Regions from separate parts of the Homo sapiens genome. Here region 1 is linked to region 2. The links are chromatin loops, found by intact Hi-C in ENCODE. Cell type or tissue: CD4-positive, alpha-beta T cell. All regions are shown on one strand. Links, peaks and the distances in the headings refer to the core of each region. The heading gives the core; the rest is flanking DNA.

The links. A loop is a pair of places that touch in the nucleus more often than their neighbours do. Peaks named below come from ENCODE experiments on the same cell type or tissue, not always from the same donor. Only the 100,000 strongest peaks of a DNase experiment are listed, where the experiment ranks them.
Region 1: a loop joins it to region 2, with 2.6 times the contacts of the local background. A loop is called at or near these places in 3 of 110 quality-filtered maps.

The regions. Positions count from the first base shown.
Region 1 is chr4:88,208,769-88,216,768 of GRCh38, reverse strand. It overlaps a transcript of ABCG2 not described here. Among named protein-coding and RNA genes, the nearest start is that of ABCG2, 54 kb to the right of the region's middle. In CD4-positive, alpha-beta T cell, for the core only: a CTCF peak has its summit at 4,622 (motif pointing right); a DNase peak (open chromatin) is centred at 4,618.
Region 2 is chr4:88,653,609-88,663,979 of GRCh38, reverse strand. HERC3 (HECT and RLD domain containing E3 ubiquitin protein ligase 3) reads right to left here. Exons shown (of 26, transcript NM_014606.3): 7 at 9,847-9,938; 8 at 8,676-8,806; 9 at 7,945-8,105; 10 at 5,489-5,565; 11 at 1,425-1,549. Among named protein-coding and RNA genes, the nearest start is that of NAP1L5, 39 kb to the left of the region's middle. RefSeq lists an enhancer at 1-5. In CD4-positive, alpha-beta T cell, for the core only: a CTCF peak has its summit at 4,439; a DNase peak (open chromatin) is centred at 4,439.

The sequences.
Region 1 (8,000 bases), core at 1-8,000, 450 kb after region 2:
TGTGAACCACTGCGCTTGGACACAGTGCAAAATTTTATCCAGAATATGTAGCTATTCCTGAGAAGATAAAAGGCTGTTCCTTTCATGTTGGGAAAAGTTCACACAATCAGCTACTACTAGGTGGCCATCTGGTCACCCCGGACAATAGTGCCTTATCAGCGGCTTAGTGTTGACTTTGGCTGTTGGTCAACGGGACATTCAGCAGTAGGTATAGTTACAGCAGCCTTGGTGAGGGAAAACCATGTTATTAGCTCACACGTAGCTTCCTTCCATGCTGGCACAGTTTGCACACGGAGCCACTGAACAAGCACTGGGATACCTGGAGAAAGAGGCTTACTGACATTCACAAAATAGATCATCTTGATCATTTGATTTTTGAGAACCTCCACCATCGTGATACAATCTACTGGATGTACACGCGGCACAAAAATATTCCCACCCTCTGTGTCCATTCCAAAAGGTCCATGCATAGTCCATCTAATCACCAATTTTTCAATTAGTTGTTTTCAAGTCTCCAGCCAGCCAGCCAATCCAGTAGCCACGGCTCATAAGTCACTAGAGATCTTTGTGCCTTAAGCATGAAGTAAACAGCCAGATATATCGCTCAAGGTTCTGTCCACTGGGAGGATTTCCCTTCAGCACAGTCTTTAACAGTCACACCTAAGTGGGTTTAACAGTCTCGCCTAAGTGTAGTCGTCCCCTTCTTGTCAGTGTCAGCATCATTTTGAGATCCATAATGTGCAAGCTAGCCCCCATAACAAAGAAATACCCTGCCCAAAATGTCAGTGGGGCCAAGGTTGAGAGAAACACTGGTTTGAAGGAAGATTCATGATATTCATCAGTGGATGGAAGAGCTTTCAGTCTCCTAACTGACATAGGTCTGGGAATTAGGTACAACGCACAATTTGGCAACTCGAGTTAGGTTTCTGCCTAACGGACCTAGATTTTTTTCTGCCTAGATGTCAAGCAGCATCTTAGGAAGCAGCGAATTAATGATTTTTCAGGACCCCATCATCCATTAGCCCTTGCCAGGGGGCACAGCAGATCAAAGCAGTTCGATTACTATTCCATCTCTGTGGTTTACTGTGGTAGTTGCACCATGTTGTCCCTAACAGTGAAGTTACTACTTGGCCTTTGACATGCCAGGACCCCATTATTCCCACTGAAATGAAAGCACACATTTTCACTGCAGCCTTGTCCAGCAACAGCTGTGACCTACAGTGCTCCTTGAGGATGCTAGTCCCTGACTCACTAGTGCATTTCCTTATGTCTTAGTGAAAGGAGAGTTTTTTGAATCCTCCCAAAAGAGTCAAGTTAGTAAATGGCTGAGAAGATTGAACATAATGGACCGAGTCCTATTTCCTTGAATTTTGTAACTCTTTGTCTATAATATGTTAGGAAATTTCTGGCATTTCAACCTCATTAACTCCAAACTATCATTGAGTCCAGGATTTCATTGGCTAACTTTTTCAGACTGTTAGGACCATCCCCAGTACTCCAGCCAACATGCTATATTCTAAATCCTGGGGGAGTACACTCAGGTCAATTAATTTGGCTTGAATATTATACTTTATCCCCATTGGTCTAACACCCTTATAATTTACACTCTCAGCTCTTCCCCAGTCTTCTTCTGATTCTGGCAAAGTCATGCAACTCTCTTTTTTTTCCAAAATTTTTTTAAGACTGTCTCATTCTGTCACCCAGGCTGGAGTGCAGTGACATAATTATGGCTCACTGAAACCTCAACGTCCTGGGCTCAAGTGATCCTCCTGCCTCAGCCTCCCATATAGCTGGGACTACAGGTGTGCACCATGTTGCATGGCTAATAATTTTTTAAATTTTTGTAGGCCAGACATTGTGGCTCTCGCCTATAATCCCAACACTTTGGGAGGCCAAGGCAGGAGAATCACTTGAGCCCAGGAGTTGAGTTCAGTCTAGGCAACATAGCAAGACCTAATCTCTACAAAAACAAACAAGCAAACAAACAAAAACAGATTTGAGTGCGGTGGCATGTACCTCTGGTCCAGCTACTTGGGAGGCTGAGATGGGAGAATCGTTACAAAAAAACTTTTTTTTGTAGAGATGGGATCTTTGTTGCCCAAGCTGGTCTTGAACTCCTGGGCTCAAGTGATCCTCCTGCCTCAGCCTACGGAAGTGCCAGGATTACAGGCAGGACCCACCACACCTGGCTCAACTCTCTTAGTATATAGATTCTGTCTTCTCCTAGAGAAGACCTGCACTGCTCTCTCTGGCATATTGTTCCAGTTATCTATCCCTACCTAACAAACCACTCTAAAACTTAAAGGCTTAAAACAATTTGTCATGTGTCTCATCGTTCTGATTGGAGTGGATTTGAGAGAGAATGGGGGAGGGATTGGAGAAGTGAGTATCTTTTGAAGAGTTTTGTTGTAAAAGAGAACAAAACGATAGAGCAGTAGTTGGAAGATGTGGAATCAAGAGGAATATTTTTGAGGATGGGGGAAATAGATAACAGTGGGCTAGTGGTGGTAATCCCAGCACTTTGGGAAGCTGAGGCGGGTACACTGCTGGAGCCCGAGTTTGAGACCAGCCTGGGCAACATAGCAAGACCTTGTCTCTACAAAAAATACAGAAATTAGCCAGGCATGGTTGTATGCGCCTGTAGTCCCACTTACTTAGGAGGCTGAGGTAGGAGGACCACTTGAGCCCAGGAGTTCAAGGCTTCAGTAAGCTATGATTGCACCACTGCACTCTAACCTGGGCGACAGAATGAGACTCTGTCTCAAAAAAAAAAAAAAAAAAAAAAAGGCCGGGCGTGGTGGCTCATGGCTGTAATCCCAGCACTTTGGGAGGCTGAAGTGGGCACAGATCACAAGGTCAGGAGATCAAGACCATCCTTGCCAACATGGTGAAACCCCATCTCTACTAAAATACAAAAAATTAGCTGGGCACGGTGGCAGGTGCCTATAGTCCCAGCTACTCCGGAGGCTGAGGCAGGGGAATCGCTTGAATCCGGGAGGCGGAGGTTGAAGTGAGCCAAGATCGCACCACTGCACTCTAGCCTGGAGACAGAGCAAGACTCTGTCTCAAAAACAAACAAAAAGAAATATAGCATGTTTATACTGTGGGGAAACAAATCAGTGGAGAGGAATATATATATATATTCACACACATATATATACATATATATACAATGATATAGAAGAGAAAGGGGAAAAGTGCTGTTATTGAGTTAGGAAAAAGGGGATGAGACTTCATGCAAAGTAGAGACATTGCCTTAGGCCTTAGTAACATGGGCAGTTCCTCTAGGGTAGGGTAATAGGAGAGAAGGCAGCAGATGCAGGTGGGTGGGCAGATACGGTGAACAGAATCTGAAGTTCTCTTTTACTTACTTCAGTTTTCTCAGTCAAGTAGGACATAAGGTTATCATCTGAGAATGACTATGGGAGGGGAAAGATGAAAATGTTTCGGTGTTGAAATAGGAAACAGAAGAGTGAATGGGCTAGGGAAGTACAGTATGAGTTGTCAGGCATTACTGAGGGTCCCGGCATTGAGATTCTTGATCAAGAATTTAAAATCAGATAATTACAGGTCTTTGTGGCTCAAGCCAGTAATCCCAACAGTTTGAAAGGCTAAAGTGGGAAGATTGCTTGAGCGCAGGAGTTTGAGACCAGCCTGGGCAATACAGTGAGACCCCGTCCCTACAAAGAATTTTTAAAAATTAGCTGGGTGCGGTGGCATTCATTGGTAGTCCCAGCTACTCAGGAGGCTGAGGTGGGAAGATCATTTGGGCCCCAGAGTTCAAAGGCTGAAGTGGGCTAAGATCTCGCCACTGCACTCTCCAGCCTGGGTAACAGGGCAAAACCCTGTCTCAAAAAAAATAAAAATTCAAACACAAAATCAAATAATTTATTATTCTTATGTGTTTTTCTCCACCCACGTTCAACTGCAGGGGTACAGGCACAGAGCAGGGGAGACAGGAATTTAAGTAGGGTTTGTGGTTTTGCCAAGCGAGTGACAAAGCAAAAGGGGAGCAGAGGAGCTGAGGGCATTTGCAAGGATGTAATTATAATGATCATGGAATTTCGGCAGGTATGGTGACTAAAGAAAGCAGTGAGGGGTGAGGCACAGTGAAATACTGGTGTAATTAATGGGTTTTAGGCCCTGGTGGAGCAAGGTCAAAGGTTTGCCGGAGTTGGGTTATTAGAGGGGTTTAGGTGGAAAGATAGACTATGCTTACAAGTTCTATGGCATGACCTGCAAGTACATAGGTAACGCAGGGTGGAGAACAAGATCACTGAAGGAGAGAAGTTCAAGGTAGTCAGAGGCCAGAGTGCTGGGGAGATCGTTTTCGGAGATACTGAATTCACCAAGAATTAAGACAGAAGTAGTGTCACAGAGAGTGACAGTACCAGGGGCTACAATTACTGATACAGGCGGGAGATGCTTCTGAAATCTGAAGATGGCAGCAACCATGCAGGGGTAGTCAGTGTTAAAGTGTAATGACATGAAATTCAAAGCTGAGATCTTCTGGGGAAAGTTATTAGATGATCCACTTTGGGATGTTCATATTTTTTGGTAGTCGCTCATCTCAGAATAAGCAATATCAGAAAGTGAAATTTTAATCACAAGAGGGCGCCAGAGTCCAGCAAATGATTACTTTTGGTTTTCACCTAAAGCTAGGGCAATCATACTTTTGAGAGAGGAAGAGGCCACTACTAATAATTATTTGGGGGCGGTATGTGTAAATTGGGACATAGACTCACACCTTCTCCTACACTATGTAAGCATGGGCAATTTAAGAATGAACTAGCTGTGCACCAAAAGCTCTAATTCCCATAAATCACTCGAAATGCTTTTGACTGCAATCAGGTAAGACAAAAATGGCCAAACTTGATTTTATCTGGAAGAGAGGCTTGAGAAAGACTTTCCCCTCTGGCCCACATCTCTAGTTCTATTTATTGCTTATCCCGTTTTTCCCTTTAGTGCAGTACCGGTTTGACTGTATCTTCAAGTTAAGAGAATTGCTGTATTCCCCAAAATATCTTGGTCATTTGAAAGTAAAGAGTTCTCGGCCGGGCACAGTGGCTCACGCCTGTAATCCCAGCACTTCAGAAGGCAAAGGTAAGCGGATCACGTGGTCAGGAGATCGAGCCCATCCTGGCTAACACAGTGAAACCCCGTCTCTACTTAAAATACAAAAAAATTACCCAGGTGTGGTGGTGTACTCCGGTAGTCCCAGCTACTCAGGTGTCTGAGGCAGAAGAATCACTTGAACCTGGGAGGCGGAGGTTGCAGTGAGCGGAGATCGCGCCATTGCACTCCAGCCTGGACAACAGAGTGAGACTCCATCTCAAAAAGAAAATTAAAACGAAAACATGATGATGGAAATAACAGACACTGGGGTCTCCAAAAGTGGGGGGGGGTGGGGCAGGGGTTGAACAATTACCTATCAGGTACAATGTTCACTATTTGGACATTGGGTACACTAGAAGCTCAGTCCCCACCAGTATGCAATCTGCTTATGTAACAAACAAGCACGTGCAACCCTGAATCTAAAATAAAATAATTTTTAAAATACACAATGAAAGTGGCTTTTGTTAAGTCCCCTGTTTAGCACATCCTCTCCTTAATTAGCCAAACTACTCTCTCTTCTTCTTTTACATATATATATATATTTTTTTTATTTTTTAATTTTTTTAGGGACCAAGCCTCTCTGTGTTGCCCAAGCTAGAGTGCAGTGGTTAATCCCTGGTGCAGTCACAGGGCACTACAGCCTCGAGTTCCTGGCCCCAAGAAATCCTCTCACCTCATTCTCCTGAGTAGCTGGGAATACAGGGGCAGAACATGGCATCTGCGCCTCTTCTTAACAAATGCAAATAAAATCAACTCTGGCTTCTGTTATTCCTTGAAAAAAATGTATGTATGGGTCAGGTGTGGTGGCTTATGCCTGTCATTCCAGCATTTTGGGAAGAAGCTAGGAGTTCGAGACCAGTGTGGGCAACAAAGCAAGACTGTCTCTATAAAATATTAGCCAGTTAATGGTGGCAAGTGCCTATATTCCCAGGTACTCAGGGGCTGAGGTGGGAGAATTGCTTGAACCTAGGAGTTTGAGGCTGCAGTGAGCTATGATTGTACCACTGCACTCCAGCCTGGGCAACAGAGCAAGATCCCATCTCTTAGAAAAAAAAAAAGAAAAGAAAAAGTATGTATTTATAGCTACCAGCACACTTTTAACTATATGGGGCTTATTTCTACCATTCTTTTTGTTTTAGAACAACATCCTTCATCCTCACTGAATGGGATGAATGTAAATAGGACCTCAAGAAAATAAGGCAAAGGTAAGGCTGCTGGGGAGAGCATTTCAAAATAAACTACAAATAGATTTTACAATTTATTTTACTCTCCTTCAACGAACACAAAAATATTGCATTACTAGCCAGGCACAATGGTGCCTGCCTCCAGTCCCAGCCACTGGAGGCTGAGGTGGGAAGGTTGCTTGAGCTCAGGAGTTCCAGTCCAGCTTAGGCAACATAGAGAGGCACTGTCTTAAACGTATATATGTATATGTGTGTGTGTGTGTGTGTGTGTGTGTGTGTGTGTGTAGGATTACTTACATTACTGACATCTTTAACCTAATTATATCTAATTCAATCAAAACATTTTATTACCAACTTATATGTGCATGAGCATTCTACACCTGTAGGAATACCCACAAGGTAATAGTCTTATACAGGATGCTTAGGGTGTTTTGTTTTGTTTTGTTTTATAGGACACATCTTTAAGATGCATTCAAAGAGTGATCTACCACTAGGGTACAAAAGCAAAAAACGTATTCAGTCAAAAATAACTGACAACTGGGGAAAATGGTGAATAGCAGAGAAGATTCTGTTTATTAGTTTTATCTTTAGGTTATCTTTGGCAAAGGAAAAGCACAGTATATTGCTACTACCACGTAGCTTGAATCTAAAACTTATCATTACTTATTATTTTATATAACATTGCCAACACCAACACAACCCCTGCTAATCAAACTGAAAAATTTTCTTTCACTTAAAATTTTTATTTTTTACTTATAGAAAGAGGTATGAACTTTGTTTTTTGTTTTTGTTTTGTTTTTTGTTTTTTTTTGAGACAGAGTCTTGCTCTCACCCAGCCAGGCTGGAGTGCAGTGGCATGACATCAGCTCACTGCAACCTCCGGCTCCCAGGTTCAAGCGATTCTTCTGCCTCCTGAGTAGCTGGGATTACAGGCGCTCACCACCACGCCTGGATAATTTTTGTATTTTAGTAGAGATGGGATTTCACCATGTTGGCCAGGCTGGTCTCAAACTCCTGACCTCAGGTGATCCATCTGCCTCAGCCTCTGAAAGTGCTGGGATTATAAGTGTGAGCCACCGCATCCGGTCTGAATTTTGTTTTTATTTATTTTGTTTTTTTTGGTGTTTCTTGTTTGCTTTTTTGTTTTTTTTTTTTTTTTTGAGATGGAGTCTCGCTCTGTCGCCCAGGCTGGAGTGCAGTGGTGCCATCTCTGCTCACTGCAAGCTCTGCCTCCCTGGTTCAAGTGATTCTTGTGCCTCAGTCTCCTGAGTAGCTAGAATTGTAGGTGTGTGCGACCACACTTAGCTAATTTTTGTATTTTTAGTAGAGACAGGGTTTCGCCATGTTGGCCAGGCTGGTATTGAACTGACCTCAGGTGATCCGACTGCCTCGGCCTCCCAAGGTGCTGAGATTATAGGCTTAAACCACTGCACCTGGCCAAGGTATGAACTGTTTTGTTTTGTTTTTTTTGAGACAGTCTCGCTCTGTCACCCAGGCTGGAGTGCAGTGGTGTGATCTCGCCTCACTGTAACCTCCGCCTCCCAGGTTAATTGGTTAAGACCAATTTTGTCAGTCCAATTTCAAATGTTATAATTAAATAAGTAATTTAGGCTTTTGATTTAAAGTTGCAATACCACAAGTTTGGAGAAAATAGTGGGACACTTGAAATAAGTTAGGTTGGCCATATTTATGGATTCAATT
Region 2 (10,371 bases), core at 1,186-9,185:
AAAATGAAGAAGAACTTAAGTTTCCCATGTTAGGGGAAAAAAAAGAATATCAAAGCTCCTGAAAGAAAACCTCTTGTCCCAATAATGTTCTTGAATATTTTTCTACCACCAACCATCTAAGAAGTGCCCTATCTAAACTCCAAAGAGAAACACAGAATAAAACCAAAAAAGAGAAGCCAAGCTGTTACTTCCCGAACACAGAAATTATCTTGGCAAATTAATAACTGAAAAATTACTTCTATTTTGCTGCATATCTGAGACATAAATTAAAAAATAGTGAAACAAGTGCTTATTCCCATTACCTTCTATTATACAGGCTCTGAGGAAACAGCTAATTCTGAGGGCCCAAAATGAAACTGGACATCAGGAACCCTGGGCCTTTCCATTCAGTGTAAGGAAAAGGGAAAGAATAACACAAATATACAGCTGGGGAGGGGATTACAGTAGTTTCTGTTAATCACAGAATTTAGATCAGGAAAGATCTTTAAAGATCATGTCTTCCATCCATTCATTTTATAAATAAGAAAACAGAGAACTAATGGTAAAGTGTCACCATTTCCCTTGCTGGACCCCAGCAAGCCCTCATCTCCTCTCCCCTGCGACCCTTCAGCCTGAGCTCCTTGGCAGAGCCATCCTAAGGTTAGAGGGATTCTGAAGACTGCCACAGAGCTGCTCTAGGGCGTTTCTAATGCTCTCTCACTCACAACGTTACTAGCTCAAGTGCCTCAAAGTGTAGCGTCCTGGTCATTTGGCCCACTACAATCTATGTCATAATGCAGGAACCATTATGTACGTTTCTGGGAATAACCACAACTTAGTGCACAGAGCTTGATTTATTCTTCCCAAGAATCAGACTTTGCAGAAAAAAGTGGAGAGGCTGAGGAAAGCCAATGAAAATGTGTAAAAATGTGCAAAGGAAAATTGTCCTTTAAATTTGATAAAAGCTCTCAATCCTACTTACTGTTGTTTTTTTTTTTTTCTACATGACTCTGAATTACCATCTCAATCATTATGAATAGGAAAATGCTAGAAATTATTAAGATTAGGTAAGATAACAGCTGTCTCAGATTTGGGATGTTTTGGAACATGCATACACTAAAACCCATGGGAGTTAACCATAACGCTAAGCTCTCTTAGCAGAATCACCAACTCAGGCCTTCATCAGTCAGGATTTTTAAGATCATACAATAAACAAGGCAGGTTGAGGCATATACTGTGTGTGAGAATTGGGGATCCATCCATTATGCTATTTGGGGCTAAGGAGATCAACCCTGAAATAGTAACCAAAAATAACCCACGATTCCCTATAATGTAAAACCCCATTTACATTCACAGTATCAATATGCAAGTACGGAAAATCACACTAAGCTAAAAAGTTGTAACATACTTTGTGGAAAAAAAAATGAAGACAAGCAGCCACATACTTGATTGTATTTGCATTGTTGTGTTCTGAGAGTTTTTGTCTCCAAACTGCTATGGTTTCATCATTTATTAAACTGGTATAATGTGCTTGGTTCATAGTCCTGAAGTCAACAGCAGGAGAATAATTCTGGAGAATTAAATGTAACAGTAAAAAGAAGAAATTATGTAGCATGGATCTTGTCTCCTCTCCTTTCTCCCACATATTCTCCATTTTACGTTTCACTTATGATCTAAATGCTGCAGTGTGCCGCCCAGATCCCCTCCACCCTTCAGAATGGAGGCTCCTGACAGATCCCAGCTGGGTTGCTGTCCAGGACTTGGCATTGACTGTTGCTTCACTATCACATCCAATGGCAGGTAGAGGCATGGTGTAAAGGTCCAGCCCGCTTGCCTCAACTCAGGACTGGCTGAAGGACCATCACAACTTCAGTGCTCCTCATGGGACTGGCTGAGGCCTCTGTTATAACTGAATTGCATTTCAACCCCTCCCTCTGCGCAATCCTGCCTCCTTCATCCCTCAGTAGATGTTCTTCTAGAAAGCACTCTCCCAAAAACCTTTGAGTCTCGGGTCTGTTTCCCAGAGAAACCAACTCAGTACAACTTTCCCAGACTTCTTTCCCCTTTGCTTTGAATCACTGTAACAGCAGGTTTTTAAGGTATTAGTCATCTGCCATAAATGTCCACCAAACTTCAACAAAATGTATTACAAAAGAGCCAGAGTTCAGTTATAATCTATATGACAAATAACCTATAAAAACAATGACTCTTAATTTCTTGCTTCAAGTATATAGCTATTATAAGAAAAATGGCAGAAAAAGATGTTAATAATGTATGTCCTTGAAAATTCCAAATGTTGCCCAACACTGTACATCTTTTATTCAGTGAGATTAAAGAAAAAAAACATAATAAGCACTTTCCTTTTCTAAAATTGCTTGTTTTCAACTTATTTTCCCCAAGCCTTGTTCTTGATCGAGAACTAAGGAAAGGTTGATGGTGCTTTATACTCCTATTCTCGTCTCCAGTGAAGAGGAAAAAGGTAATATTAAAGCACTCATTCATCAGCTCATGAGATTTTTTTTCTCCTTTGTACCTACACATAAAAACATAACTTTCAAAGTAAATTTTCTTGGTTACTTTCCCATAGCTTCAAGTTAACGTATCATTATGGTAGGAAGGAGTAGAGCATGTAATAAAACAGAGATGCCTGACAAAGTTTGTGATCATCTGGTTATTGATAACTATTCTACTAAAATGGCCACAGATATCTATTGAGAGAACAAAAATCATCTTGAAGTACAACATACAGGAAACTCATAATCCAAAGCAGATGCTGGAGTACACACAGAGATTGTCTTTCCACCTCCTTGTAAAACCACTGTTGTTACGTAAATTTTATTTATTTCCCCCATTCAAAGGGGCAGCTGAACATCAACTCTAACACAAACCTACAATAAAATAAAGACTTGGAACTATTTTATCATTCCTCATCATATGTCCAATAAACCAGAGATGCCTTGGGTGAAGTACAAGTTCAGAATCACTTAAAGAACCAAGAAAAAACATCATTCTTCCTGTCTTTAATACATACAGGCAAAAAAGGAAAAATTGCTCTTAGGTCAGTGTTTCTCAACTTTGGCTGGACTTTGAATCACCATGGGAGCGTTCAATAATCCTGATGACCAAGTCATACTCCAGACCAATTAAATCAGAATCTCTAGAGTCATCAGTATTTTGTAGAGCTCCCAGGTGATTCCAGTAGGCAGCCAAGGTTAAGAATCACTGTTCCAGGAAAAAGAAGATTATGAGATAGACACACACACAAACACACACACATGCACACACAATTCTAACAATCCCAACCACATTCCCTCTTCAATTCTATCCAGGGAACAAAACGACAGGAAAAGGAGATGCTATGGTTTACATTCACTAAATTCCCAAGACCTAGAATCAGTGTAGCAAAGGGGTATCTGAATATAACTCCTTCCCTCCCTTCTTTCACCTAAGGCCTGGCAGTAATGAATGAGTCAGCCTTTTATAAAAATAGAGGCTATGGCCGGGCGTGGTGGATCACGCCTGTAATCCTAGCACTTTGGGAGGCCGAGGAGGGTAGATCACTTGAGGTCAGGAGTTCAAAACCAGCCTGGCCAACATGGTGAAACTGGTCTCTACTAAAAATACAAAAAAAATTACCCAGGCATGGTAGCGGACGCCTGTAATCCCAGCTACTCAGAAGGCTGAGGCAGGAGAATCGCTTGAAACCAGGAGGTGGAGGTTGCAGTGAGCCGGGATCACGCCATTGTACCCCAGCCTGGGCGACAAAGCAAGACTCCATCTCAAAAAAAAAAAAATAGAGGCTGTAACTATACAGGTGCTTTTTCTTGGTTCTTTAAGTGATATGGTAACAGGGTAAGCATATGATTTGATCAGCCTCTGTATCTAAATAATCATCTCTGGTTAATAGTTTAAGTAAATGTGCATAGGTTTCAGTTTCAAAAGAAAGAGCAACATCTTCTTAAGTAATGTTTACTTTCCTTTTTCTTTGTGATCTTACACTTTTCATGCATACCTATCCCTCTTTCCAGTTGTTTAAACTTTAACCTGCCCTGCCTCTCTAATAGTATGCTACTTCACTTCCTTCTCATCAGTGTGTTGTTTTCCAGGCCCAAGGTGTTGATTACAATAATAAAAATCAGTTACATATATCAGATACTATATTTACAAGAGAAAACTAAATTTCATGTTAAATTTCACAGGAAAATTAAAGTTGGATACTATTGAATAACACTATTCAATACTAGTTTCTAGGGGAAATAAATACTTAAAACTCTATTACTTATGGACAAAAACTGATTATCCTCCACAGAGTCAGTGCCTTTTGTATTTTGTTTTATTGACATCTTGAAGAAACAAAGAAAAACCTCAGCTTCCTCAGGATTTCTCTGTAATACACACTCTGAGGCTGGGTCTAAAATAAGTCTAGGGCAGCAGTTCCAAATCACGCCAGATGGTAGCACTAAGCCACCTTCTTCAGGCACCTGACCTGGAAAATAGCTAATCATCAGCTTTAGCTGTCCAGCCTACAGCCTCGGGCTCCACCAGGATTTTCCAACCTAATCACAGAATCAGAATGACTAGAAGGCAAATACTTTGTGTACTTAAAGATAGCTAAGTATCAAACTAATAGAGAAAGTTTCCAAGACAGAAAGAGCCCCTGGTTTCCACAGTTGCTCATTATCTTCCCAGTCAATTCTGACTCCTTTTTCTTCACTAACAGCCCATTCCCTTGCTCCTCCAAGAGAGTATAAGGATCCATGCACCACTCGGAGCTGGTCCTGTTGAAATGTTTGCTGAATAAAAGCAGGAAGGGTGGGGAAGAAGAGAAGAGAGGAGAGAAAGCACAGGGGAAGGAGTCCAGCACTGACAACAAATCTGTGGAGTTTTTCCAGACTGAATTCCCCCAGCAAGGAAGAGTGGAAGGAATTCGAGCCCTGTCACAGAAACCTGGATCCACACTCTACCTTCAGGCAGAAAGACAATGTCACAGTGTCTTTATCCACTATAGTGATGCAGGAGACAATGGAAGGGAAATTTTGGTGTCATGTCATAAGCAGATTACAAATAATAAAATACATCTGAAAATTGTGGTACCTCTTACATACATATATATACTCAATCACATCAAACAAAGAAACCCACCAAGTTCTCAAACACCTAGCATTTGTTGCCACTTAACAGGGAAGAAAAGAAATGGAAAATCAAATAATGCCAAAGTAAGCACCAACTCCCTAGGCATCCTTTACAGAGTTTCTGGAACAAGTACAAATATAAATAAATAATTTCAAATTATAAATTAGAACTCCATAATTCCAGGAGAATTGTTGGCACTTCAAGGGAGCCAAATGGAGACAACTTCTTCCAGATTTAGTTTGCTTATTTTAAAAATAACATAGGATTGGTAGAAACAAAGAGTAACATTGCTCTTTATGTTGTAATTACTTGTTAAAAGAAATGTTGGTTCACTATTATTCCTTCCTGGAAATAAGAGTCACAAGAAAAATTTTACCTCGTATTTGGAGCAAAGTACAAAAGTCTGGTCTCCTCCAGAGAAGATCTGCTTAACGATATGATATTTAAAGCGATCTGTCAAAAAAAAAATTCCGAAAGCATATTTTTCATTAATTGAAGTTTCTCCTTGATCCCCTTTTCTACTGTCGCAGAATACACTTCAGAGTGGGTACCTATCCATTTTAATTGTGTCACAGAAGTAAGAAATCTTCTCCCCTGGCTCACTGCCTAGGACTGTTTCTACTTCAATTAAAAATAAATATATAAAATGGTATCCTCCACTCTAACTCTTCTTCTGCCCCTCCCCAACTGCCAGTGAATCCTGACCTAGTTTCTCTTTTTCATTCTAACTCTGTCATGCCACTGACCTGAAATCTGAAATGGGCACTATTCTTTATGGTAACAATTCAGCATGTGAGTGTGGTGGGCCCAGGCCCCGTCAGGACGAATCTTGCCACGGAAGGACCTCCGTTTCCTGCTCCCTGCTTTACCTCCCATCACACTGTGTCCACGGTGACATTCTCCTACTACCACGTTGCCTTTATTTCTAATACACCACACTATTTCACATCTCGGTGCCTCCCCCCTCTGCTGCCCCTGGCACATGGGATTCTCCATGAATGTGCCCACCGAGAGCACAACCTGAATGTGCTTCTGGAACTGCACCTTGGTGGTGCTCACACCAACTCCCTCACAGTCCTCTACACCTGGCTAACTCCAAATCATCCTTCGAGGCACAGCTCAAACTTCCTCTAACCACAATACTCCTCCATGCCTTCCTCTGTGCTCCCACATTACCAAGAGGGTTCCTAAAACCATGTCATTTACATAACTGACATTTACCTGCTTATGTTATAAAATCATTTTGGCAAACATCCAAGCACAAATTTAGGACCATGGAAGTCAGGTTATAATTCAACTTCAAAAATTTGTGGTTTTGAAATAACCAAAAAACACCTGAGTTGGTAAACTTTCTAAATAAATGTATTCCACGTATGAGTACAATGTCTTGGAGAAAAGAATTTACAAATTACAGAGAAGAGGACACAAAGCCATTCTTTTGCTTCTGGGAACATCACCCAGACAAAATCTTGTTTATTTATATTTTAAGTTGCACTACATTTCAGATGCTCATATATCCATTCCAAAAATGTCTACTGAGTGACAAGTTCATGCCAGGTCCTGTGCTATATGCTAGGTTTACAAAAAGGAAAAGAGTTTGTCTGTGTCCTTGAGTTTCTTATAATCCAGTACTAAAACTTATGATGGTTACTGTTTCAAACAAATTCCTGATCAAGCCATAAGTGTGTCACTTTATCGACTTCAAAATCAAAATTAATAAGTTACACTTCCTTTTAATGATTCTCTAGCTCCATTTCAGCCTCAGATTTATTATTTCAAGGTGAAGCAGTCATTCAATATTAATGACTGCCTGACTTTGATTTCCAATGAAACCAAGACTGCTATTTAACTATTTTTTAAGGGAAGAAAAAAAATGGCTTAAAAAGAAATCACATCATGTTATATACCAAAATGCCAACAGCAAAGTAGAGGTAACATAGTACACATGATTTAGAATGACCTGGGTTTAAATCCTGCCTCCAGAATCTATGTGATCTTGGGCAAATTACTTGACCTCCTTAAGACTTTGTTCCCTTATCTCTAACATGGGGATAATAACCACTAACTAGTTCTTAGATTATTTTGAGTGCTTTGCATAGTAATGAAACGTCATTAAGCATTCAATACATGCGAACTGTCATTATTAGCAACAACAATAAAATGTATACACCACCACCAAGGTCTGTGGAAACAAAATAACTGGTATAGTTTGAATGTATGTTCTGGTCAAAACTCATGTTGAATTGCAGTAATCCCAATGTTGGAGGTGAGGCATGGTGGTATGTGTTTAGATCATGAGGGCGGATCCCTCATGAATGGCTTGGGCCATCCCCTTGGTGATAAGTGAGCTCTTGCTCTGAGTTCACATGAGATCTGGTGGTGTAAAAAGTATGGCACCTCCTCTCCACTCTTCCTCTTGCTCCTGCTTCTGCCATGTGAAGTGTCTGCTCCTTCTTTGCCTTCTGCCATGACTGTAAGATTCCTGAGGCCTCCCCAGAAGCCAAGCAGATGGCTGCATCATGCTCCCTGTAGAGCCTGCAGAACTGTGAGCCAATTAAAACTCTTTTCTTCATAAATCACCCTGTTTCAGGTGCTCTTTACAGCAATGCAAGAACGGCCTAACACAACAGTATTTCCTGCTTTATTTATTCTCTAGGATCTCAACTCTACAGCTTCATGCATAGTAAGTACAGAAATTATTAATTGATGTTAAAAAATACCTTATCTTCATTCCCTCCAAAAGACCTCAAAGTAAGTAATAGATACATATTCTGTAAACAACTGTTTTCATCACTTAAAATACCTTTAAATTCCAGAGACAATCATTCTTACCAGCTCGGGCTGAAAGCTGGCCACTGTGGGCAGCCCAGTAACCCTTGACAGGAGATGGGCACTTAACATTACAAGTGTGCCCAGTTCCTAATTGACCTCTTGCTCCACAACCAAATGCATAGATGAGTCCAGAAGAAGGCACGAAGGCTAGGGTATGTTGTCTGTGAAAAAATAATTTAACTCATCAGCATAGTTTCTACTAATGTGGATGTACACTCTGACTCTGACTTTTAACTTCCACATGTGCACAGCACAGGGTGCTCCTATAGAGCCTTTCCCATGTTAACACGTGACTCTTCTTGCAGCGGCTGCTCTCCATAATACTATCCTCTAACACTCTAGATCATGAGGAGGGTGGCAAGTCAGGAAAGAGCTGAATGATCTACTGCATGTGGCCTCTAAGATGAACAGAGAGAAGCAGGGTAGACTCAGGCAAAAATTTCCAAGAAGTTCTTTGGGACTCTCTCACTTTTCCTTTCTTTATCCCTTCCCCACATCCTGCTACTCTTTATCCCAAAAGAAGCCTAATGTCTCCGTGTTGCTCTGCTTATCTAAAACCCTTCCTTGCCACACTCTATCAAGGTCTTTCTCCACATTTCACCATAGGCGTGCATGCAGTTAAGATCTCTTAAAATGACGGTGACTAGGTATAATCACATTCTTCATCACTACAAAGATAAGACCAATTTCTGGGTCCTAGTGAATACAAGCAAGCTTTGAGGAACACTCACCTGCCACAAGCAATTTGAGTTACTTCACTACCCATCAGCTCTAGAACTCTTCTAGGGTTAACCTCATCATTCATGGAGTCGTGTCCAAGTTGCCCACAGGAACCAGCGCCAAAGGTAAACACACCTCCACTCTAACAAGGAACAAACACCATAGGACTTCACTGTATCTTTAAGGGTATACCTCTAAACCCTGTATACAAAATGCCTATCACAACAATGTGCACAAGAGCACTACATTCACTTGACACTTGGCCAAAATCACTTTGTAAGGATGTTCATTAAATAGAAAAATAATAAAAAGGGAATTTCAGACTGCATCTTTATGGAACAAAGATAGCAATGCTCAAAGGAATGTGTGCCTTCTGTAAATTTTTAAAATCGTTTGAAAGTACAATGATGTGTTAGGAAGCAAAATTTTAAAAAAGGAGAAACTAGGAGCTAGGCTAAATGAGATGATTTTACATGATCATTCACATGTAAGAAATTAGGTGCTCTACAAATTCCTTGGTAAGTAAGCTGTTTTTTTAACAGCTGTATTTAAATAAATGTTAAGGCATTTTATCAAAGTGAACGTAGAATAATATTTGTTCAATATAAAAATACATTTTCATTCTCTCTAGAATGTATTTAGAAGCAAAAGAAACATGATTATTTTAAAACATTAATTAAATTGCTGTTTCTTTTTTACATATTTAAATGACTTGTTTTAAAGGAACATAGGACATCATTTTATATATATTATATATACATAAAATAACAAATAAAAATAACAAAGTGCTGTCTTTGTTCCATAAAGAACCAAGGAATTTATATATATATAAATATATACATTATATTTATATATATAATCTACATTTTTATATAATCTACATTATATGTGTGTATATATATATAATCTACATTATGTGTGTGTGTGTATATATATATATATATATATATATATATATATATATATGAAAAATCTACAAGATTACCAAAGAGGATAACAGAGACATACAAAAAAGTAGTCTTTTTCTATTCCTTTGGAAAACAACAAACCCACATAAAAGAGAGCATTCAAGTTCAAGCCACAATACTGTAATCACACACCATCACTACACTAACATAATCAAGCAATTCTAATCACCCATCATATCCCCAGCACCAAAGTAAAATACTCTGAGCTCCTTACCTTTGTGAGAACTGCTGTGTGTTCTTCTCCACAACTAATATAGACAACTTTTTGCGTGCGTAAGAGTTTTACATGGCATGGAGATTCTCGATCTAGAATAAATTAAATATCAGAATATCACTACCATTTGCCTTTGAGATGAAATATACACAACTATCTTGGCATGAATTTTGGATTCCTGGATTCCTGACGCATGTTCAGTTTCCTGCCTGCATCTGTACTTGGATATCCAACAGACTTCTCAGTTTTAATTTACCTAAAACCTACCTCATGGTTTCCCTACACTCTCCAACCCTGCCCACTCTCCAGCTCACTTTACTACACACGGTTTTCCCCATTTCAGAAACAGTCATTTTGCCCTTCCAGCTGTTCCTTTATTTCAAACCACACATCCAACAGTGAACAAAACCAACTGGCCTCATCTTCAAAATATGTTTAAAATCTGACTTTACTCCCACAACCTCCAAGCTGGTCTTCCAGCTTCCCCCTTGACCCACTACAGCCAAAGCCAAAGTGGATCACGCT